Linked DNA regions of Mus musculus: regions 1 and 2 are each linked to region 3. A link is a loop called in an ENCODE intact Hi-C map of the cell type or tissue named here. Cell type or tissue: left cerebral cortex. All regions are shown on one strand. Region 1 has its middle 61 kb from the start of Gm26178. Region 2 has its middle 9.8 kb from the start of Gm35627. Region 3 holds the start of Has2 (hyaluronan synthase 2).

What was found. Hi-C counts contacts between places; a loop is a spot of excess contacts. Peaks named below come from ENCODE experiments on the same cell type or tissue, not always from the same donor. Only the 100,000 strongest peaks of a DNase experiment are listed, where the experiment ranks them.
Region 1: it touches region 3 in a loop (2.7-fold over the local background); 2 of 42 quality-filtered maps call a loop at or near these places.
Region 2: it touches region 3 in a loop (7-fold over the local background); 15 of 42 quality-filtered maps call a loop at or near these places.

What each region holds. Positions count from the first base shown.
Region 1 is chr15:57,174,381-57,182,380 of GRCm38, forward strand. No RefSeq gene overlaps it. Among named protein-coding and RNA genes, the nearest start is that of Gm26178, 61 kb to the right of the region's middle. In left cerebral cortex, a CTCF peak has its summit at 4,958 (motif pointing left); no DNase peak of the experiment used is centred here.
Region 2 is chr15:57,504,488-57,512,487 of GRCm38, forward strand. No RefSeq gene overlaps it. Among named protein-coding and RNA genes, the nearest start is that of Gm35627, 9.8 kb to the right of the region's middle. In left cerebral cortex, a CTCF peak has its summit at 4,224 (motif pointing left); DNase peaks (open chromatin) are centred at 4,222 and 7,717.
Region 3 is chr15:56,690,898-56,698,897 of GRCm38, forward strand. Has2 (hyaluronan synthase 2) reads right to left here and starts at 3,649. Exons shown (of 4, transcript NM_008216.3): 1 at 3,097-3,649. Has2os (hyaluronan synthase 2, opposite strand) reads left to right here. Exons shown (of 4, transcript NR_002874.2): 2 at 2,717-2,871; 3 at 3,058-3,180; 4 at 3,466-3,563. In left cerebral cortex, a CTCF peak has its summit at 4,715 (motif pointing right); DNase peaks (open chromatin) are centred at 1,541, 2,139, 2,409, 3,589 and 2 more places; H3K4me3 peaks cover 2,211 bases.

The sequences.
Region 1 (8,000 bases), 480 kb after region 3:
TCTGCTGTCATGCTCCCTGCCATGATGGTCATAGACTCACCTCCTGAAATTTCAGGCAACCCCCCAACCCCCAGTTAAACATGTCTCTACATGGCAATAGAAAAAAATAACCAAGATAAACTCTAGGAAAAGAAAATAATTTTGAAAACGAATAACTAAGAAAGACAAAGAAATATTTCACCCATCAGTAACAGAAAAGCCCTTTAGCAAAATCTAATATCCCTTCATGATAAAAGCCCTAGAAAGACTACAAAGGACATTCCTTAAGATAAAGGTAATTTCTAACAACCCTAGAGCCAACAACATCCTAAACAGAGAAAAACTCAAAAGATTTCCACCAAAATCATGAACAAGACAGGGATGTCCACTCTTCTATTCCTGTTCAATATAGAACTTTAAGTCTTAGCTAAATCAATAAGACAACTGAAGGAGATCAAGGGAAAAAAATAGAAAAGTGAGAAGTCCAAGTATCCTTATTTGAAGGCATTAAAATTTAACACATGAAAGACACTGAAGACTTCTATAGGAACTGTCTACAGCTGATAAATACATTCAGTAATGTAGCAGGATACAAAACACACAAAATATCATGCAAAAATTAGTAGCCATCCTATATATCATTGACAAACTACTAAGGAAAATAAAAAGGGAAACACCTTTCACACTAGTCTCAAAGAAATGAAATAATTCTAACCAAGTAAGTGAAATACTTGAATAATAAAATTCTTAAAACATTGAAGAAAGAAATTGAAGAAGACCCAGAAGATAGAAAATCTCCTGTTAATCCATATGATTAATATTGTAAAAATGACCATCCTATAAAAGCTAATCTACAGATTCAATGCAATCCCCCACAAGTTTCCTATAATTCCATATGCATTGAAGAAGCTATTTATATTCATCATGTACCCATCACTTTCTCATCTTTCCATCGTGTAATATCATTACAGGTGCATCACACTCTGATCATTATTGGTGGTGGATCTTTCGGTTTCTTCCAATTGGGGGGCATTGTGACAAAAGCTGTTGTGAACACATGAATATCACTATATCCTCCTCTTAGGGAAATATGTATAGAAAAATAGAAAAAATACTTGAGTTATAAGATAGTCATAGGTTTAATTTTATTATTTAAATTTTTTCATACAATATATTTTTACTATAATCTTTCTCTCCCATAACTGCTCTCATGTCCTTCCTACATCCCTACACACCCAACTTCATGTTCTCACTGTCAAAAAAGAAACACAGGCAAACAAAAATGAACAAAATTTAAAACATCTGAACAAAAAATAAGAAAAGAAAATCAGTATTCCAAAAAGAAAATTAAAACAAAAGGCACTCGTATAAAACCTATGGAGCCTACTTTAAATTAGCCAATATCTCCTGAGCATGGGGCCTGCCCTGAAATATATTTGATATACCCAGTGATATATATATATATACCCAGTGACATCCATGCTGGGATTTTGCCTGGCTTGAACCTGTGCAGGCCTGCGAGCTCCATGTTCCTAAATATTCATTTTATAGCCTTTCAATAAAAAGTACTAGCTGTGAAAATGAGCTTATATAATCAAATGACCAAAACAATCAATTCCTGGTTCACTGCTACAACAGACGGAAAGAAATTAACATGTTTCCTCTTCCCCATGAAGCGATAATTCATACTTTCTATATTTACATTTCACAATATAGGACAAGCATGCTCCGTAGTAGACTAAGTGAAACCCTTAAAATTCTGTAACCAGTTGTCTCACATGCTAATCTAGACGTCTGGACTCGGTAAACGTGGCTCACTAAATGCCCCTTCCTTCAGAACAGACATCAGGGGAAACATGGAGACAGTGGATTTCCCATACACTTTTATCAGAGCCTGGGGGGGGGGGGCAGGAAGAACTGGGGAAAGTGATAGTAAACAGCCTAAACAGTTGACAAGCTTTATGGTTCTTTTAATAACTAAGTGTAGGCAGAAATCATTACGGGGAGTATCCAGCACCTTCTGTGAGTGTCTGTTGCTCCATCATCATTCCAGTATTCTCAGATAGTCTTCCTCAAAAACACTCAATTTAAGTACTATAGTATGACATTGAGCCAACATAGCAGCATCCTAACACATAAGGATGACTCCCCCTAATGCTGCTTGGCCCCTGTGGTTCCTAGTGCCCTCTAGGTCATTCATTTTTAGATATAGAAACCTGGTTCGAAGTTTCAATTGTTTTTCATTAATGATTTACATTTTGTCCTGGTCCTTGAAGATTCTGTACAAACCTGTTGCCTGACACTGAAGCTAGGGGAGCTATCATTTATCTCTGCTATTCATACAAATTGTGAAAATTTGGGTGGTGAGGTCTAGAAAGAAAGGATTTCACGTAGCCCTGAGACACTTGTTTCCCACTGGCTGCCTTCGGATTTTGAATGGCTTACTGCCTTCAAGGACACTCTCCATGTAAAAATGAATTTAAACTGTTTGTCTGTGTCTGATTTCTAGCTGAGAAACACGCAGTGGGAAAATATGCAATGGGAGAGGGTTTTGGTTTAGTATGTTAAATCCACAACTTTATCACTCTATTGTAATAAAACATATTTATCACACACACACAAACACATGTACACCCATACCCACATGCACACCCACATGCATGCACACCAAACCTTGTTTCCCTGGTTTTCCAATTGCCAGCATGAATATTTGTTTTCAGCCTAGTTATTGAAAATGAGCAGGTATCATTCAAAGGATTATACTAGGACCCAGACACACACAGAGACACACACATAGAGACACAGAGACAACAGACATATACACATAAACATACACACAGACACACAGAGAGAGACACACACAGATACACACAGAGAGACACAGAGACAACAGACAAAGACACCCACACACATAAATACAAAACACACACAGACACACAAACACACACACACAGACACACACACAAACACAGGCACACACAGACACAGACACAGAGACACACAGACAGCAAACACATACACGCCGACACAGAGACACAGACACACAGACACACAGACACACAAGCACAGGCACACATGCACACACAGAGACACACACACACACACACACGGCTTTATCGTAAGTAACATGAATACTTCTTGTTTTCATCCTAGATATTAAAAAAAGCAGGTACTATTCAAAGAATCAAACAATACCTAAGAAACCTTGATATCCCAGGTAGGTAAAGGGTAAAACAGAGTTGAAGAGAGCTCAAATTTACAGGAGAAATTTGCCATTTGAACGGCCTGGAAAGGCATCTTCATATTTAAATCAGTATTCATTAATTTCTTCCTACTGCTTGAGGTAAATTAATCTGAAGATGACCCAAGGGCTTTAATTTTGTTTTCACTCTTTTTAACATTGTCTTCTTTGAAGGCCCCACTATATTGCTGCTATAGAGACCATTCTTTCCTCTAAAGTGTACTGTCTGTGTTTTAAGCAATAGAAAGATCTCTCATTCTACTAGAAGAGGTAGATTTGTAATCAGAGGTATGATTGATCTTCCCCAGATCAAACGTCAGAGTATGTCACATATCCTGGTAGGTTCTGGCTTCCACATATGAGCAAAAATGTCTACTTTAAAAAAACCCAAATCGGGCTGGTGAGATGGCTCAGTGGGTAAGAGCACCCGACTGCTCTTCCGAAGGTCCAGAGTTCAAATCCCAGCAACCACATGGTGGCTCACAACCATCCATAATGAGATCTGACTCCCTCTTCTGGAGTGTCTGAAGACAGCTACAATGTACTTCCATGTAATAAATAAATAAATAAATAAATAAATAAATAAATCTTAAAAAAAAACCCAAATCATCAAAGCATCATTTATTTGTAGAAAAACAATGAATATATTAATATGCCAAAAATTCTTTAATGGTGATTAATATTAACATTAATATTTCATTAATAAAACATGTAGGCTTAGTGTTAAAGAGATACACATGAACACCCACAACAATGTGAAGTTCTTTATTTCATTTAATTAACATGCCTCTTACTATAATTTATCCTAAATGAGAAAAACGATATGTTTTAATTGTTATTAGGATACTAAATAATAGCTGCACATATTAGTACTACATTATATAAAAATTCATAAGTACATTAAGATGTAGATTTCACATGTAGAGAAATTTATATCCCTTTCCATTGTTATCATATTATATTTATTTTCTATAGATGAAGAGCAATTTCACAATCTGAAAATTCACAGAGCAATGATTATGAAAATTCTAATATTAACAGTAAGTGAATACTGTCAGTTGTCTATGTAAATAGCTACCTAGTCTGAGTTCTGTATTTACCACCACATTAAATTGAGACAATGTCCAAAACAGGGTTTAGATGTCAGCATAAACCTCTAAAGATCATTTTTTGTTTTGGTTTGGTTTTTTGAGTTTTTTTGTTTTCCAGGACAGGGCTTCTCTGTATAGCCCTGGGTGTCCTGGAACTCACTCTGTAGACCAGGCTGGCCTCGAACTCAGAAATCTGCCTGCCTCTGCCTCCCGAGTGCTGGGATGATCATTTTTTTAAAGATCATTTAGCTTATAAAATCTAAACATCACCGAGTGACCGTTTTCCTCATCAAAATAGTTTTCTTTTTAATTTTGTGAATGTGCATGCCATTTTATATTAATTTCTTTTCAAACCTTTTTAAATTCTTTATAATGTTGTCAGTATTTTAGCATTTTTAGAATATTTTCAAAACTTTGCTGGTTAAAATTTGACTTCATTTCCATGTTTATTTGTAAACAAATCCTGTTCATTTTCTAACTATTGAGAGAATTCTCAAAAAATAATACTAACATGTATGATTTTTACTGTGTTTCAAGACATCTGCAGTCACTTGGCCAGTTTTTATTTTGCTAGTTAAAGAGCACTGAGTATTCTGTACAAGTCTCTGCAGGTGGAAATTGAAACCCATGTAGATCAAGGGTCCCCTCTGCTGGCAGAAATATGGACCAGAAATCAATTCAAAACACCCAACCTGGCCTACCTGTAACAGGAAGGTTAGAAGGCAGAGAGGAGTGGATCTCAGAGGCACGAGCAGAAGGCTCAGGCAGCAGAAGGAAGATTTCTAAGTGCTATCATTTTAATGAAAGCTCTATAACTTCACTTTACACATGTCAATCTAATCATTTGAATTCCTTTATATTTTATAGGCAGATCAATCATTTGGGTCAAGATGATTAGGAAAAAGAAACTTATTGTTTAGGTAAATTATGTTTTGAACAAAGATCTCTTAGAAAATTGTCACCATATTAATTTCAGATATTAAAAACCTAAGATTTCAAAAGTTTCAGGTTCCAACCACAATTTTAATCTAAGCTTTCCTTACAATAGTTTCATTACTTTCATTAACTCAGTTATACATTCAGCAAATATATATATATATATATATATATATATATATATATATATATATATATGAACGAATGATTTTTGCTAAATGCCTATGGTATCACAAATTACTGTAATTTTAGATAATGGTAAAGAGAGGTAATATTGTGGTTTGATTCCACTGTGCCAGCAGAAGTGAGACTTAAGAAGGTAGAAAGTGTTCAGGAAGTATCAGAAAAAAAAAGCCCCCTTTGATCAGACTTTGGCCAAATGAAATATGGATCTAAGGGAAAGACTGCAGGAAGTGAATAACATGATTGGTGTGACTCAAATCCAAAGGACTAATACATAAAAGAATCGGGGAGTGAGCATTGGTTAGTAGTTTTTATTGAAGAAATGCAGCATTGTCAGGATTGTGGTAGGTTTCTGGAGTTGGTGAGGCATTGTTTTAGATAAGAAATACCAGTAAAAATAGTCACAGTAGATTACCAAAAATGATCTAACATAACAGCCTTCAGGATGCCGTGTTGGCAAAAGAAAGAGGAATCCTTAAGAGCTTTTCAGAGGAAATATGTTTTGTTGCATAATATCACATGAAAAAGAAAGGAATTTAAAGTCAGAAGTGTATTTTACAGGAAGGAACCTATTTCTGTTTTATGTGTTGATTGTAAAGTTCTGAGATTTCTTTCTTTATATTATAATGGATTATCCCTGCTACTGCTCTGCCTCAGACTCCGGCAGCTTTCGTTGATGATTATTGACAGGGTCATCACACTCTGAAGTGAAAATCCTTCCAAATCAGATGTTGTCTATGTATTTGCTTAAATTCATTATTCCCATCCTGCTTTTTATCAACCTGTAGCAAGTAGCAAAATGCACCAGTGCTATGCTGGAAGATAAATAACTCCAGTATCAAAAAGGAAGGAGTCTGTGCACAGTTGTACTAACCAAGGAGAATAGGACTAAGAAAGAGCTAAAGTCTCTGGTTTTTAATATCCAAGACTAGGGTTTGTTTGTTTATTTGTTTATTCATTCATTCAGTCAATTTAAAGAGAACATTTGTAGCTATTCCAGACAATTCCAACAGATCCTAGTAGTAAAGCCAGTACTTAGGCAGGGATATTCACTCTTCTCAAAAAACAACAATAAATCCCAAATAACTGTGCTCATGGTTTTAGTCCTTTGTCTATTTGTACCTGGTGCAACTCACCTTTCCCCCATATTTTCAGTTCCGTATACATCCCTACGTCATCAAAAACCAGTCATCTATATTAAAGTTAGACTAAGTTTGCCCTGCTCTCAATGTGCCCTACGATCCATGTGTTGAAAGCTCATCTCCATTTGGTGGCATTGGAAATTGAGGCCTTTAGGTGGAGATTAAGACATGGACACGCCATTCTAATAAATGGACTGTCTTATAAAAACACTGGGAGGACCTAATCCCAGAGTTTTTTCTTCTGTTTTTTCATTCACACAAAGATAAAGAATTTGCTTCTCAGGAGGAGGCAGCAAATGCATTTTCTTGGTCTCCAGAAGGCACAGACAAGAACTTCCAAGACACTGCCTGAACCATGACCATGGCTTCCCAGCCTCTAGTATTGTGATAGACAAATGTTTTTCTTTATAAATATTTGTGTCATGTGTTTTATCTATAAATGATCTGAGAAAATTTATTGAGTGACCCAATGATGTTCCACAGGAAACTTTCTAAACTCAGGATAACAAAGTGTCTTAGAAAGGGAATAGGCTATAATGCCATAAAGCAGAGAAAGACTGAAATATAGGCGGGGCAGTGGTGGCACATACCTTTAATTCCAGCACTTGGGAGGCAGTGGCAGGTGAATTTCTGAGTTCAAGGCCAGCCTGGTCTACAGAGTGAGTTTCATGAGAGCCAGGGCTACACAGAGAAACCCTGTCTCAAAAAACCTAACAACAGAAACAACAACAAAAAACCTGAAATATAAACAACTGAAGGTTTGAATTATCACTCCTGTAACAGAGATCATGTTGTCAGAGATCATGGTGGACAGGCTATTACACTCTGTAAGTTTGATCAATGTTCCAAATTAACTCTTTTTTCTAACTTTACTCAGGAGTTTGGCATATTATCCGTGCCATTTTAACATTTATTGCTGGGGGGGGGGGGGGCTGGCTAAGTTGATAAATTACTCACAACACACATGAAAGTTATAGAGTTTGATTTTCCAGAACCTACATATAAGGTAGTTAGGCACTGTGACAACACAACATCCCAACAATAGGGGGGAATAGACAGAGGATTCTCATGACAAACTGACTTCCTAGGCTAGCCAATCAGCACTCTGAGATCAAATGAGGAAGTGAGAAGTCCGTTGTTTGTTTGTTTGTTTGTTTGTTTGTTTATTCTTTATTTTAATTAGGTATTTTCTTTTTTTTAATTTTTATTTTTTTTTATTAGGTATTTTCCTCATTTACATTTTCAATGCTATCCCAAAGGTCCCCCATACCCACCCCCCCAATCCCCTACCCACCCACTCCCCCTTTTTGGCCCTGGCATTCCCCTGTACTGGGGCATATAAAGTTTGCAAGTCCAATGGGCCTCTCTTTGCAGTGATGGCCGACTAGGCCATCTTTTGATACATATGCAGCTAAAGACAAGAGCTCC
Region 2 (8,000 bases), 810 kb after region 3:
GGCAGGCTCAGACTGTACTCTGCACATACCGGAGAGAAGGGACAGGGAACATGGACTCTGGCGAGCACTGATCCACAAAGGATCTTGCTTTTACTGGACTTGGTACTTAAGAGCCACAGCACAGGCTCCACACCATGAACGTGCAAAATCTTACTAGAACCAGGCTGGGCCCTGGTGCGACATAAAGGTGACAGGCAGTGTTTGGGGGACCCGCTGGGACAGAACAGTGATGGGCAGCTGGAGAGCAGACTGGCAACAAGGACAGAAAATAACCTGCACCTTTGAAGGCAGACTAAGTACTCAGACTGCTCCTTTGGAAGGAGCTCTAGTTACATGCACGGCAAAGTTGAGAGGAAAACAAATGGCCACTTGAAGTGACACAGGCTAAAAGAGTCAGAATATAGCTTTAACCCTCCTCCAGCACACCAGAATCTAAAATTCATTCCATCACATCATGAGTTTCGTTGCTATCAAGTGAGAACCCACAATATATGACAGGTAAGCCAATGTGCAGAGAGGACTGTGGCTTGGAAAATGTGGTGGGCCCTGGCACAATGCCACAACTCTACAGAAAGAACAAGACCCGCATGCAAAAGAACATTTTTGGAACTGTCATTGGAGTGGTTTGTACAAAGACCACATGGGTCCCTGGGTCTTGTGTTTTAGACTATAAATGCCCCCCCCCATGCTAAAGGTTTGGTCACTTGTGCCCTGGGGGCCAGAAGTGAGCTGGTGCAGAGTTCACTACACAGACTCTAGGAGCAGATGAGAAACATTGCAGCAAGCTCATCTGAATGCTGCTCCAAGTTCCTTTAATACCCTCCACCCATGCCCCATTGGTCCCAAGAAAGCATCTTTTCTAAACAGCAGTCCCTGATTACCTGGAATTATCAGCAATCCTTGGTCTCTCAGGCAGTCTTCAATTAGATCTTCCTGCAGGAGATGCTTTTGTGGCTCTGTGGCCCCTGGTGCTTATGTAGAGGTTAGAGGTGGCCCCACTGTCCCTGCTACAGTCACTCTCCCGTGGTGCTATGTGGAGGAGGTGGAAGCTTTCAGAGTGGAGTCTAGAAGAAAGTTAAGTCCTTGGGAGAGTTCCTTTATGGGAGATCATGGGAGCCTGGCTTTTCCCTGTCTCTGTTTCCTGGCTGTTGTGAGGTAGACAGGTCCCTCCGATCACAAGTTTTCCCCAGGATGAACTGTGCTGCTGCAGGTGCAGAATGATGTCCAGGTAGTCTCTGAAGCCATGAGCCAACATCTTTCTTATAAGCTGATGATCCCCTCCCCCAACATTTCATCATAGTGACAGACAGCTGACTAACACACAAGGAGGCATGAACAATCACTATGAAGCTTGCACAGACACAACAAGTCTGAGAAGAGGGATAAGAACTGCTGTGACTCCTTCAATCCCTTCTCCAACTCCTCCATCGGGAGCCCCATACTCAGTCCAAATGTTGGCTGCAAGCATCTGCCTCTGTATTTGTCAGGGACTGAAGGAACTGAGGGGGTTTGCAGCACCATGAGGAGCAACAGTGTCAACCAGCCAGACCCAGGGACTGAACCACCAACCAAAGAGTATACATGGAGGGACCCATGGCGCTGGCCACATATGTGACAGAGGATGGCCTTGTTGGACATCAGTAGAAGGAGCAGCCCTTGGGCCTGAGGGCTGATGCCCCAGTGTAGGGGAATGCCAGGGCTGGGGAAGAGGGGAGTAGGTAGGTGGGTGGGGGAGCACCCTCATAGAGGCGGGAGGGCAGGGAGGGATGGGGGTTCCACAGGGGAGACTTGGAAATGGGGAAACATTTTGAAATGTAAATAAAGAAAATATCCAATTAAAAAAGAAAGAGAGAGAAAGAGAAGGAAGGAAGGAAGGGAGGGAGGGAGGGAGGGAGGGAGGGAGGGAGGGAGGGAGGGAGGGAGAGAGAGAGAGAGAGAGAGAGAGAGAGAGAGAGAAAGAAAGAAAGAAAGAAAGAAAGAAAGAAAGAAAGAAAGAAAGAAAGAAAGAAAGAGAGAGAGAGAGGGGGGAGGGAAGGAAGGAAGGAAGGAAGGAAGGAAGGAAGGAAGGAAGGAGGGAGGGAGGAAGAAAGGAGGGAGGGAGGGAGAGAGAGAAAGCGAGAAAGCAAGTGAGAGAGAGAGAGAAAGAAAGAGAGAAAGAAAGAAAGAAGGAAAGAAAGAAAGAAAGAAAGAAAGAAAGAAAGAAAGAAAGAAAGAAAGAAAGAGAGAGAGAGAGAGAGTGTGGGGGGGGAAGGAAGGAAGGAAGGAAGGAAGGAAGGAAGGAAGGAAGGAAGGAAGGAAGGAAGGATTTGCTGTGTCTGGGGAGAGAGGAGATTCTGGTGGAAGGACAGAGACCCAGATCCAGGAGTGGTCACAGCATAGTCAGGGGACTGAGAGTGTACTCATCTGACGAGAGCTGTGATATACATGAGACAGGAACAGAGAGATCTGGTACAGCCATGGTTATCACTAAGTGTTTGTTTATAGGCTTTGAAGGGGTAGGAAATACTGCCAATTTAATCCAATCCATGCCTCTTACATGCTAGACATTTTCTCTGAACTACTGCAAAATTTCTCAACCTGAACACTCTTGGCCTTCAGGGGTAGGACATTCACTAGTTAATGCAGAGTCTTGGGATATATTTGGTAGCCCCCCCCCCCCCCCCCGCCGACATCTACCACAACACGCCAACAGAACTTATTGCCAGTTCTAACAGCCATAAATGCCCTGACGTTGCTAACTGCTCTTTCCAAAGCAAAACTACTGGAGAGCTATATGCTCTAATGCAAGTTTCACATCATGAGATGATTGCTATTGCCAGCTCTAACTTATAGAGGAAGAAACTGAGGCATTGGGGAGGAACACAAGGAGCCCAAGTTCATTGGGTTTGTAAGCAGACCATTAGGAAACTTCCATAGACCTGGGTGTCGTGGCATAAGGCTGTAATCCTGACACTCAGAAAGCTAAGGCAAGAGGATCTCGAGTTCAAAGGTCAAGGTTGGAGAGATGGCTGATGGATAAAGCAATTGCCATGCAAGCTTGAGAATCAGAGTTCTGATTTCTAAAACCCACATAAAATCAGGGCAGACATAACCTGCTGTAAACCAGGGAGTTGGCAAGCAGAAATGGGATCCTAGCGTATGCTGGCTAGTCAGGCCAGTCAGAACCATTAAGTTCTGGTTCGATGGGAGACCCTGCCTCAATAAATAAAATGAATAGCTATGGAGAAAGACAGCTGACATCAACTTCGAGGACCCCATATGCACATAGCTATACATTTGTATACATGTGTAACCTCATACTCCTGTGTACTCACACATATGAAGACATACATTCACATGCAAAAATCAGCTCTAACATCGTCACCTCGCAATTCTTCCTATTTATGAAACAACTCCTTTGAATACATGTGGTGACAACTCCTATTTATCAATTGCGTATGCCCTAAATTGATGATAATCTTTGCCCTTTGTTCTCACTGTTGCCCTTGGTTATATCAGCATCATGGATCACCATGTCTCAGGTCAAGTTAGGGCTACTCTCCCCTCCAGATACCTCACAAATCTCCATGCACTGTGGTACTATGATCATCAGAGAGGTTTAATCACACGGAAGCTTGGGGCATCATCAAGTGCATAAGAAGCCTACCATGAATGATAACCAACATCGTCACTTCCAATTTAGACATCAGGAACAGTTATCCAAATCTCTGCCTTTGCCATTCTCCCTAAAGGCTCAATGATTAACCCTGACTGTCAATCCAGAGGTATGTCTGTAAGCATGCTTCCAGAAAGATTTAACTGAAATCTAAAGACCCATTCTGAGTGTGGGTGGCATCATGGGCTAAGGTCTGAGACCAAATGAAAATGGAAAAGAGAAGTGACCAGCTGAGCCTCATCACCCACCTCTCTATTTCATCACTTCAGATGCAATGTCACTCACTAGTCACCCGGGCTCCTTGTACTATGCCTTCTGCACTGTGACGGACCTTGCCCTAAAACTGTAGGCCAAAATATACTATTCTTTAAGATGGTTTGTAATGTATTTTCTCACAGCAAAGAGAGAAGTGACAAATCCATCAGCTTGAAAATCTGAAGAGGACACAAGTGACTGAAAAACAGAGTTTGGTCAAGCTAACCTGTGAGCCTGTCCAGAGACCATGAACCAAAACAACACTACTAGAGCTTGTATTGCTGCCTCTCCGTTGTGCTTTGGTGCCCTCTGCTGGCCTTGAAATTCACTGCTAGAAAGTAGTGTATATAAGCAGGCAGTAAAATTGCCCTACAATTACATCCATCCAGACCCAGGTGTGTGTGTGTGTGTGTGTGTGTGTGTGTGTGTGTGTGTGTGTGTGTGTGTGTGTGTGTACGCTGAAAGAAAAATCTTTCAGAAAGAATGCTTAAAATTAAGAATTTATTACTGAGACGCCCCGATGAGCTAGACTTTGTCTATGTGTTTCCTTGCTTAATACATTTATACTGGCAGGAAGCGTGTGGCTAAAAAGCAGTGGGGCTGCCAGACAGTGGAGGACCTGGAGGCCAGCAGAGGACAAGGACAGATCGCTGCACACATGTACACCGTTATGCACACTTATTCTGGTGTACTAAGAGATAGATAGATGGATTACTTCCGTTTTAGGCATATCCACATTCGGCATCTTTTAGGTTTTGCATTTCACATCTGAAAAGTGTTGGAGGATCTCCTGAGAGCAAAGGCACAGAGTCATGGCAGAAGATATCCATTAAGCTTCTCCTTCCCATAATTCATTTCGTCTGACAAGGTCTGTTTGCACCCTGTTTCATTAAGCCTGAGAAGCTGGGCGGCTGGTCCGGCAGCAACACGACCAGACCACTCGTTCTCCACCTCTGGCTCCACAGCAGGGCTTCGCCTCAGTGAGATGCAGGCACCAGGGCTAGCGTTCTGAATTCCCTGGCCGTGCCACGGACACCGTGGACACTGCTTCACACTGTCATCATCTGAGTGACCTTGCTGCTGCCTGAGAAGAGACCTCTGTCTTGGACGAGGAAGATGGTTGGGTGCTGAAGACAAAAACCACACTGGCTTTCCCGGGGCCATTCAGTTGCTCTGAATCCAGTGAAAACAAGCAGTTTGCCATCTGGTCATCGCCCTGGGGCTGAGGTGTCAATCCCCTGTCCTTCATCCTGCCCTTCTTAGAAAAACACAGGCCCTGGGTGGTCCAGATGGCTGCAGGCCTTTGCACAATGAACAGAGACCGGCTGATACACATGACTCCCTCTGCCCCAGGAAGTCCTCCCATACAAAAATACATTAGAGAGACGTTCCTCCTGAACGATTTGTTAGAGTCAACCACTTCTGGGAAGGGAAACTTGAAAGACCCTAGAAACTATACAAACCCCGCCCCCAGCTCCTGCAGATGAATGAGGTTGGCATGCCGACAACCTGTGGTACTTGTACGGCCCATTCATCCCATGGAGATCCTCAAAGTGTTTTCCCACCAGAAGAAAAGGAGAGCATTTCAATAATGAACTTTAATGAATCTCAAGCTGTTTCCTCCTTTCCCTTGTCACTTCTTACCCTCGACACAGTTGTCTGTAGAAACTCTCTTCTTGGGCTCAGTACAGTAACCAAGCTATCACCAGCTCACACCCAATGCACAGTGTCCAGCAGCCCGGGAGAAGGAAAATCCCATGGAAGAGTACAGAAGTCACGTCTGAGTAGGAGGGATGGTTACTGCAGGCCTCCAAAGCCCACAGCAGCAAGGACACTAACAGGAACCTCAGAAATCTTCAAGGTCACCAGGTCATTACTGGCTTAGTCCAAACTCTCTTCAGTGTACACGGAGAAATGGAAAAACATTAAACACGATGAAAAGTGGCCAAAAAAGTAATATTTAAAGACATCATTTAAAATGTAAACTGTGGTACGAATTCTAATATATGTGACTGGGGAGAGTCACCCAACTCCTCTAAGCCTTATTTTCATTGCATATAAAATAACTTAGAAAAAAAAAACGATTAAAGGGATAGTTCTCAGAGCTTGGTGGCCTGAGAGTGTGATCTCGGGCACTCAGGAGTCTGAGAGATCAGGACCACACGCTTGTCCAGAAAAGCTTCAGAGTGAATTCAACACCAGCCTAGGAGGATAGTATGGAGCACTTATCTAGCATGCACAAAACCCTGGGTTCAATTCCAGTATGGCAAAATAAATAAAAGGGTTAGCATGGTAATATGCAATTCATGAATATATTTACTGAGGGTTTGTTGTTATTATTGTTGGAGGGACTTTTTGGTTTTTAGTTGGAGGGGTTGTTGTTTACCTGAGATGGAGTCTCATGTGCCCACAAGCCAGTCTGAACTTTCTACACAGGTTAGAATGACCTTGAACTTCTGACTCTTGAACTTCCATCCCAAGGGCTGGGATTATAGGCACTCCCAGTTCTTCACTAATATGCTTTCCTGACATATAAGAATCAATAGTAAATGTTAGCACCTAATAAATAATGAAATGCTAATACATTAAACTATGTTAACATTAATATCGATATCAATATGGAACATTAATGTTGATGTTATTATTTATATACATATTACTACGACTACAGAGGTCAAAGTAATGAGTACAGGGTTCACCTTTGTTCACATTTATGATAGGAATTCTCAATTTTAGTGCGACTGGTGCTTTGAACTTATTGACTCTATTTGGTTCCAATACAGCTATCCTGTGTATTGTAAATTTCTAACAGCGGACATGTGTTTATACCTAAGATCCATGAACAACAGCTTTCCACCCATTCTGATAACTCAAAATGTCTCCGGGTGTTGTCCATGTCTCCTAGCAGAGGGCAAGCCCTACTCTACCAGACCCTGTACTGGCTACTAGTATAGCAGCTTGACTTGATGTTTTCCACTTTTTAGTGACAAAATTAAAAGAGGAATCAAGCCGGGTGGTGGTGGCGCACGCCTTTAATCCCAGCACTTGGAAGGCAGAGGAAGGCAGATTTCTGAGTTCGAGGCCAGCCTGGTCTACAAAGTGAGTTCCAGGACAGCCAGGGCTACACAGAAAAAAAAAGGGGGGGGGAGTCAATATTTCAGAATTAAAAGAGGAGGCCAAGAGGTCTAGCATCAACTGTGGTGCCCTAACTCGGGGTGCAGCCTCTGACCTAATCTCATCCAGAGAAACAATCTTGAGATCCTTAGCTCCAGTGTGGGCAAAGAGAAACAGTGGAAGAACACAGCTGACTTTCCAGGGTAAACAAACCTAGATCCATACCAGGAAATAGCAGTTCAACAGCTTGCATGGAATTTCTGCCTTGGGATGCAACGCATCTGGCTGAAACAATGCAGTTTTTTGGTGACTGAAAGCGGAAGGGAAGAGGGTACTTGTCAGTGTGGCTGTCCAAGGAGGCTCTTCTCATCTGATGGGTTTGGAGAAGAAGAAAAATGGAAACAGGTTTGTTTCCTTCTGCTTCACGTAACATCTTGGATGCTAAGATTAGTTGGAAGCGGAGTAAACGCGCTAAGTAAACGTGCACTAAGACCCAGCTCCGACGATGATTGGTTGGACTTCTCTGAATGAATCATTGTCTCCTCCAGGCTCCTTATCTGGTTATGCCAGGTAACACACTGGCCTTGAGCAGCTGGTCACGGGATGTGCAGAAGAGAGAACTGCTTGAAAGACAGAAACATCTGCCTCATTGGAAGGAGAGTCGTGACACCTTCCTCCATTACAGAACTGGGTTTTGAGGGCTTAGCACTAAGATTCCCAGTGTGGGAGGAATCCAGCCACCCTGACTGATGAGAACAGCCACTTGTGTGTTTTTCTGCACGATCTTGGAGTTCTGAAGCCTTACTTCTGTCCCTCTGCTTCACTGGAAGATGAATTTCTAGGAAGAGCCTTGGAATATGATTATGTGTAAGAGATAAAACCTAATTTTAGCTCAACACTTAACTACTACCAAACCTTGAAAATAAAAAAACTCTCACTGTTGTCTAATTCTATGCCCCTACTTGTAAAATCCTCT
Region 3 (8,000 bases):
CAGGAAGCTCTAAGCCCTATTCAGCTAATACAGGAGCTCCCAGGAGCTCTGTCCCTATCCTCACAGCTTCTAGAAGAACACAGCCTAGGTGTGCATGGCTGAAAAGAACTCAGAAAAGACACAGAGCTCATGTGTTAGTCTCTCAATACATTAATTTGTGGACTGCATATCATGCAAGATGCAGATAGTTAATAATACACAACTTCCTAGTATTCATTCATTCTCAGATTCAAAAGTATTTGTAATAGAAATCCCCAAAGGGAATCTCCACGTTGAATCCAAGATACAGACTTAATCCACAGTGCCAAAAAATCTTGGTTGGTACAGATAACGCAAAAGGAAAGGTAATTATGAAACTCAGTGCTGTGAAGTTACATCCTACAGAGTCAACAACAGAGAGTACGGCAAGCTAACTTGCTGTCTAGTAACTATTATCTCTTAATCACCCATTGGGCAAGTCCTCTTTTCCTGGACAACAGCAGCTGACTGTATATCGTATTTATTCAAATTTGATGCTAATCACTAATCGGTTACATATTTGGACTTTATATGCTTATGACTTCATTTGATAAAGTTTGGATTAAGCCTTAGCTATAACAGAAGCAATCTAGGTACAATGAATCTAATCAATACATTTACAATGCATGCCTCAAGTCAGCTAACTCTGGTAATGTGTATGGGAACAAGAATGGGAAAGATGATATTCCAGATACAAGGCTTTAGTTCAGAATCTCCATACAGGACTTGGGTTTGTCTAGAATTGCAAACACGTGACACATAACATATATACCACATCTGTGCTTTATGTCTACAAATTTTCACTGAAAATTAAAATGAAATTAAAATTAAAAACCTTTCTATCTACTAGAACACCTTTGGGAAAATTATTAATATGCAAGAAAAACACGATCTCATTTGAATTACTAATCTTACCTAGGAAGATGTAAACATTAAGTTTATGAATGAATCATTTTGCATAAGCTGCACGACAAAAGACAAAGATTTAAATTTTGGGTTCTTTTCAACCCAATTATTTTTTTTTTTTTTTTTGCAAAATGTAAAATGTCATCCATAAATAGGTTCCTGGGCTTGGATATGTGTTTTAGCTCATTCCACGGAAATACACCCTTCAATTAAAAACAAACAAACAAAAACAAAAACCGTATATTCTCAGGTCAAATATGTATTGACCATTCACATATTTATTCTTAAAAGAATCTATTAAAAAAAGCATCACACCTAGATTTAAAACCTCCAAAGGTACACTGCCTTACGCCTCTCTTCAGAGGGAAATCCCAGGCTAAGCCTTGAAATCTCCAATGGCCTGGGAAGCTGGTCTCCCCCACTTCAAGGAAGCCCATCTACTGTTTGCTTTACACTAAGCAGACCATGAGTAAGTGTATAAACTCTGGACTCTGGCTGGGGAGGGGAGGGGGAGCTTCCTAGCCAATCAGAGCCTCCAAATCTATTGCATCACACACCCCTCCCAGGGTGTGACATCAAATGCAATCCCAGCCCAGCCACGTGGGTTGAAGGAGTGTGTAGCGTTTCTGTGCAGCTGCTACAGAGACTCATTTGGCAGTAAAGGGTCCCAGGAGGTAGTGAAGTGAGATGGGCGGGGCGGGGCCTCCTGGGCTTCTACAAGTCCCAAGCCAGGACGCGGTTGTTGCAGCTGGCTATCTAGTGGCAAGGGTATCCGAGTCAGAATACTGTGCCCGGGAGTTTGGGGGATATCCAGAGAGGTGCTGGTGGAAACGGCACCTACACCTACGACTATGTAATGAGACCTGGGTCTTAGAAGCCTTCGTTCTCAGACACCGCCTATGCTTCCAGCCCTGTCTTAATGGTCCTTTCAGAGCTGTTTCCCCTGGGCTGCCTTTCTTGGGCCAGAGGAAGCCGCCTCTGTCGCCACGAAGTTCTCACCCTTACACAGACCCTCCTTTCAGACCCGCCCTCTGGTTCACCGGGACCGATTTCTAAGCCCTGGCTCACTCTGGGCGGGAACCACCGTGACGAATTCAGTCCAAGGTGTTGATTATCCCGTGTCTGGCTCTCTTCCCACCTCTTCCCAGGCTCCCAGGGCCCCTCGACCCCACATCGGACAAGGGGCTAGAGACAGAGTCCCCTAATCCCCCACACAACAGCGTCTCCAGCTGCAACGGAGGAAAGAAGCGCCAGCGTGCTCCGTGCCACGTCGGATTTGGCTCGGGACTTGGTGCAGCTGCGGGAGCGCAGCGCTGTCCGCGCGCACGCCCTGCCCAAGGGGTGCGGGCCGGCCGGCCAGCGCAAGGAGGGATGCGCGCTCTCTTCTCTCCCCCAGCGGCGAATGCCTGCGTGAGGGACCCCTTGCCCCAGGAAAGGCTTTCTCGGGGTGGCTGTGCCCGGATGCTCGCTGCCTGACACTTTAATGGAGTTTGGAAACTGCAAAGGAGTGGAGGCCCGGGAAAAGGGGGGAGTGGCTGAACCAGGATGGTAGCGCGAGGAGGTGGCGCAGGACTTTCCTTGGGGTCTCTTCCAGCCTAACGTAGCTGGAAACCCGGATCGTTTAACCCTTTCAGTCTAAGCCAAAATTGAGCGGTTTTGTTTGTACCCCCACCTCCACCCCCGCACAGAACTGTGCCAGGGTGTCCAGCCCACATACTGGTGGGAGGTGAGGGAGAAAGAAGGGAAGGGTAGGAAGGTAAGGACAGTTGTGGGATGAATTTTCCGTACACAGTGGAAATCCTTGTTTTCTGACTCCGGAGCCCCTTTGACGCTCGGGAAGATGCCCAGTGGAAAAGTACACCCCGGGACAATCAGCTTTCCTTGGCCACGCAAGTTACCTGTGCGCCCAGAGAGGCAGCGGATTTCACCGGATGATTAAAACCCAGGGTATGCTGCGAGACTTGATAGTGATTGGCAATATTCCCTCATGGGCAGTTTGTTGCGGGGGGGAGGGGGGGGAGTTGGGGGACACTTCAGACCTCAAATGTTTCTATAGAAACTAGGGGGTTTTTGTTGTTGGTTTTTTTTTTAAAGCTCTGTTGATAATTTCTTCTCTGCCCCCAATCTATCTAGGGAATTCAAAGTTCACCCAAACGCGTCTGTATAACGTACCTTGTTCAGCTCCTGCTCATAGACTCGTCCTCCGCCTGTCTGTGTGGTCCCGGAGGGTCGTGGAAGGAAGTTTCCAAAATTGAGGTAATAAGAAATCAGATGAATTTGAGACGACCGGCCAAAAAAAATAAGAAATTTAAAAACAACATTTAAAAAAAAAGATGGGGGAGCCTTAAATGCTTGGTTCTCCCCTCTTTGAGAAGAAATTTCACTAATATTCTCTTTTATTATTTCCGCTGCACTTAAGTCTTCTAATTCTTTTTGTTAAATGTGCTTTAAAAATAAATTAACTTTTCCCCCTGTTTTGCTATTTGCTCCAATCCCCTTCCCTCCGACGACACAAAATCTCTTTTCACATCAACCTACAAGCCGGGTCAAGACTCAGCAGAGTCTAGCAAGAGCAGAATGAAGAAGTCTTTGGCTGGTTCAAGTCCCCCGTTCAATGGGCTGCTCGAAGCCAGGACTGGGTAATTCTTTCCAGACGCCTTGACTTCTCCTTCTTCTTCGCTGTGGTTGCCTTTCTGCCTCCTCCAACTTAAGGGGGTCTTAACAAGTGAGCCGGTGGGTGTTTTAATAGGACGGAGGAGGGAGTGGGGGTGAGGGGAGTGGAGGAGGGAGGTGTAGACTGGGGAACCCGGAGGGGAGGGACTGGGCGGGATGGGAGGCGGGGAGGAGTGGGGGGAAGAGAGAGAAATTGGCCATTCAAAGCCCTCTCTGAGCTAGAGGCCGCTTCTAAACTCCAATGAATTCAATTAACTTGATTGTTAACGTGTGCTGAGAAACGCGGAGCACAGATGCTGACCACCGCCTGATACCTCTCCTCAGGCAGTGACCGCGGAGCGGGCAGCCCTGCTCTGCAAATATTGCTGAAGTCTGTCTGCGTTACAAGGATTCCCTCGACTTGATAAACTCCCCGTTGCATATAAATGATTTTAAGGCCAAACGGTTCTCTTAGGCTAAATCACTGCTCTTGGCGGAATACTGACTCTGTGTGTGTGTGCGCGTTGTGTGTGTGTGTGTGTGTGTGTGTGTACGTCCGTGCTACCTAGTTTGCTCCACAAATGGCCTAGGACGCTAAAAAGAGCGACTAGTTTGCCATTTGTTAACCCTTTCTTCCTCCCAGCTCTAAACTTTCTAAGCAAAAGGCAAATGTCAACGTCTCCCCCCCCCCCCCCCCGCAGTTTTCGCTGTGGGTGGGCTGGACACTGAAATGAGGAAAATTTTTAAATTTCTTTTTTTCTCATGATTCTCAGACATGAAAACATACAAAAGATTCTCGATTGGAAGTTTATAATAATGATGATAGCAATAAACCTGAGAAAGTGTACGGAAGCAGTCATCTCGTAAAACATCTGAAATTACTTTTGCCTCTTGACAGCCTTTTACTTAATGTTTTCAAAATACCATTTTAAAATTTCAATGACGCCAAGACTGGAGAGTTTTCTTTCTCGGGTTTTTTTTTTTTTTTTTTTTTTTTTTTTTTTTTTTTTCAACCTTAGGGCATCCGCGCCCTTTTCCCTTGATCCTTGCGGTCCCCGCCCCTGCCCCCACCCAAAGGAAAAGGTAAAAGGAAAAAAAAACTCAGAGAGCTACAATGGACACTAGGTGGCGCTGTTTAGGAAAAAATGAAAGCGGATTTACGCAGTAAGGCTAAAACTGAAATCTGCTAAAACCTTACTTGCCTTTTACTTCCTTTTCTGTTCTTCCCCACCCATCCCCTCCTTTCTTTTATTTCCCTTCTTCGTGCTCTTGATGTGGGCTTCGTTTGAGTTCTACCGCATCTTGATGCTGTATGGTATATGTGTTTCGGATAAGATCGGAATATAAATTTGGGCAATAGTTAAAGGTCAGACAAAAAGAGAAAAGTGGAATAAACCGGGAGTGAGGCTCGCAACATATCAGGCAGGTGTGGAGTTGAGGATTGTGAATAGGGATGCAGAGTGTGACTGCAACTCGCAGTTGTCAGCCGACCCATCCCCCACAAAGCTGGATCTGCAAAGCCAGTCCCCCCACCCCCGACCCTCACCTCCCCCCACACACCCAAACACAAGGCCATTTCACCTCTGGGAGCCATCACTTTGGTGGCTGACTTCATGCCACTCTGGGGAGACTTCCTCATTTCCCCCCCACAACTCTCTTGACTCTAGCCTTTGAACTCCCGCTTGAGGTGATTCAACTGTTGCAAAGACTGCCTTAAATTTCAGAGCGCAATTTCATCACACTTAATCAGACCTGAGCTTCCTGGTTTTTCATGGTCTGGGAAGTGGTAAATTGCTATTTTAAAGTATTACTCAACTTCTGCGCCGTGACTTATAATGTAAATTAAACTGAGTTGGGAGAAATTGTGGGATGCCAAGTCTCTACCTGTAAACTCCCCAGTGGCCTCATAGCTCCCATTTCTCTATCTCTAAATGCCTAAATGCCCACAAGCAAAGTTACTCTAACAGTTGCTTAATAGTGTTAAATCGTCCTTATGCTAACAGTTCAAGCAGCAGAACACCTAGTAAAACTAAGTTTCTTTATTAAAGAAAAACACATTTGTTGTTTCTTCCTTGTAATTCATAAGCCATAAAACAAAGTTGCATGCCCTCCGCCCCCCCCTCCCCCCAGCTGTAGGCAAGTATAAACTTTGGTTCTACATCTGTGCACTTCCCTGTCCTCACAGAGGCAAGAGAGAAAATACTAGCATAATTTAAAGCTAACAGTTAAAGTTCCCTATAAGCGAAGAGGGATCCACAATTCAAGAGTCCTTACACTCAGATCACACCTTTAATATTTATTGTCTGTGGGATTGGAAAGGCACTTCAGTTTTCTGGAAGTAGATGCTAGTGGAGAAAAAAAAATCAAAGAAAAGGAACGTTTATCGTTGATGCATTCATATTCTCTCTCTGTCTGTCTATCTCTTGAAAATATTTATAGTATCACATGTTGATACTGAAATTTATTGGTGTACTGGGTTATTCTGATGTCCAAATTATCACTACTAAACTATTTACAAAAACAATTAATCATTAGCACTATGTCCAAGCTTGTCCACTAATATATTTCGATACTGGAGCCTTTCATACACATCTTGAGGAATGCAAATTTCTCACGTGAGAATTTTTCTCCTGGATGTTTCGTGTTTCCAGCAGCAGGAGCAGCAGCAGCAGAGGCTGTCAGTTGCTGAAACTGTGCAGGCAGGTTTGCTTCATAGAGGGAAAAAATCATGAAGCTGAGCATTATTCGTGCACAGCCATAATCCCAGCTCTTAGAAGAATAAAGACCAATCTTGCCTACAGCGTGATACAAGAGTCAGTGAAAACAATGAACTGTTAGGAGTTTCCTCATTCAAGTAAAAAAAAAAAAATGTCCCAGGAGCTACATATCCATTACAGAAAGCAAACATATGGAACCCTTTCCACCTAGCAACCATGTAAGTAAGTGCACTGCAGAAAGCTTTTCCCACCCTGCGACATTGGTGGCTCACGCCTTTAATCCCAGCACTTGGGAGGCAAAGGCAGGCGGATTTCTGAGTTCGAGGCCAGCCTGCTCTACAGAGTGAGTTCCAGGATAGCCAGGACTACACAGAGAAACCCTGTCTCAAAAAAACAAAGCAAAACAAAACAAAAACAAAGCAGAAGGCTTTTCCCTGTGCATCTCACATCTTCACATATATTCTTAAAAGCTGGTAAAGTCAAGGGTTATAATTTACTCAGCAATTCCCACTACGTGATCCAGGGCTTTCTCAAATGAGACGGTCCTTTGCTCATGAGTGTGTCTGGGGGTCACTTCAGTGCAATGATGTTTTTTCTTCCTGAAAGTCTGGCAGGTTACCCACTACTCTCTGTGTCAAGGCAATGAGGAAGATAAAAACAATGTGTTAGAATCATTATAAGTATAGTTGATAGTCTTGAAGAGTCTTGGGTTCCTGCAAGGATTGAAAAAATACTATTTTATGTTATATATAGTAAATGCTGTAGTATGTGACTCTGTGTTCTTCTTGTTGATTTTACTTGCCGATAGACATAAGATGGCAAACTAGGAACAGAGATGTCCAGAGGGAATACTTAATGCTCCTTATGACAAAAAGACCCAGAGACTAGGACAAATATTAGAAAACTTTTGGCTTATTGTATGTGATTTAACATGTTTTTAATGACATTAATGAAGCAGAGAGTAGAGTTCAGAGAGGACCCCAGAAGGCTTTGCCCAGCCTAAAAAATTAACATGTGTAAAACATATGTATAAAACAAATGACAGCTGGGCAGTGGTGGTACACGCCTTTAATCCCAGCGCTTGGGAGGCAGAGGCAGGCAGATTTCTGAGTTCGAGGTCAGCCTGGTCTACAGAGTGAGTTCCAGGACAGCCAGGGCAACACAGAGAAACCGTGTCTCAAAAGAAAAAATAATAAAACATGACAAAAAAGAAATCTCGTGTCCATCCATCCCACGTGCATCTCCTTAAGTACATCCCTTCACTCCCTCTACCCTTCCCACCACCCTCCATGCCAGACACAATAAAACGAGCTTGCATCTTTACGTCACTCTCTGAGCGGACATTTTAGATGCTTATAAGACAAAGGACATGGAGAGTTGAATGTAGAACTAATGGAACAGATATAGCATGTGCACAAAAAGCCAAAATGCTGGAGGTGTATGTCATAAAAGCTCTGGTTCTTCCTGCCCCTTCTCAACCTGCACCAGCCAGCTTCCTCCCTCAAAACCGAGTTCTTGCTTAATAAATCCCCTTGCTTTGCTTGGTAATGTCTACATGTTTGCCCTATTTGCTGTTCAGGGACAGAAGAATTAGAACCACTCTGGAAGAAGCCCTTCTCTCTGAACCTTGATATAAATCAGTATCACTTTGTATACTGAATAAGAACTAAAACACAGCACTTCCCTGGTCTACAAATGTTGACATTT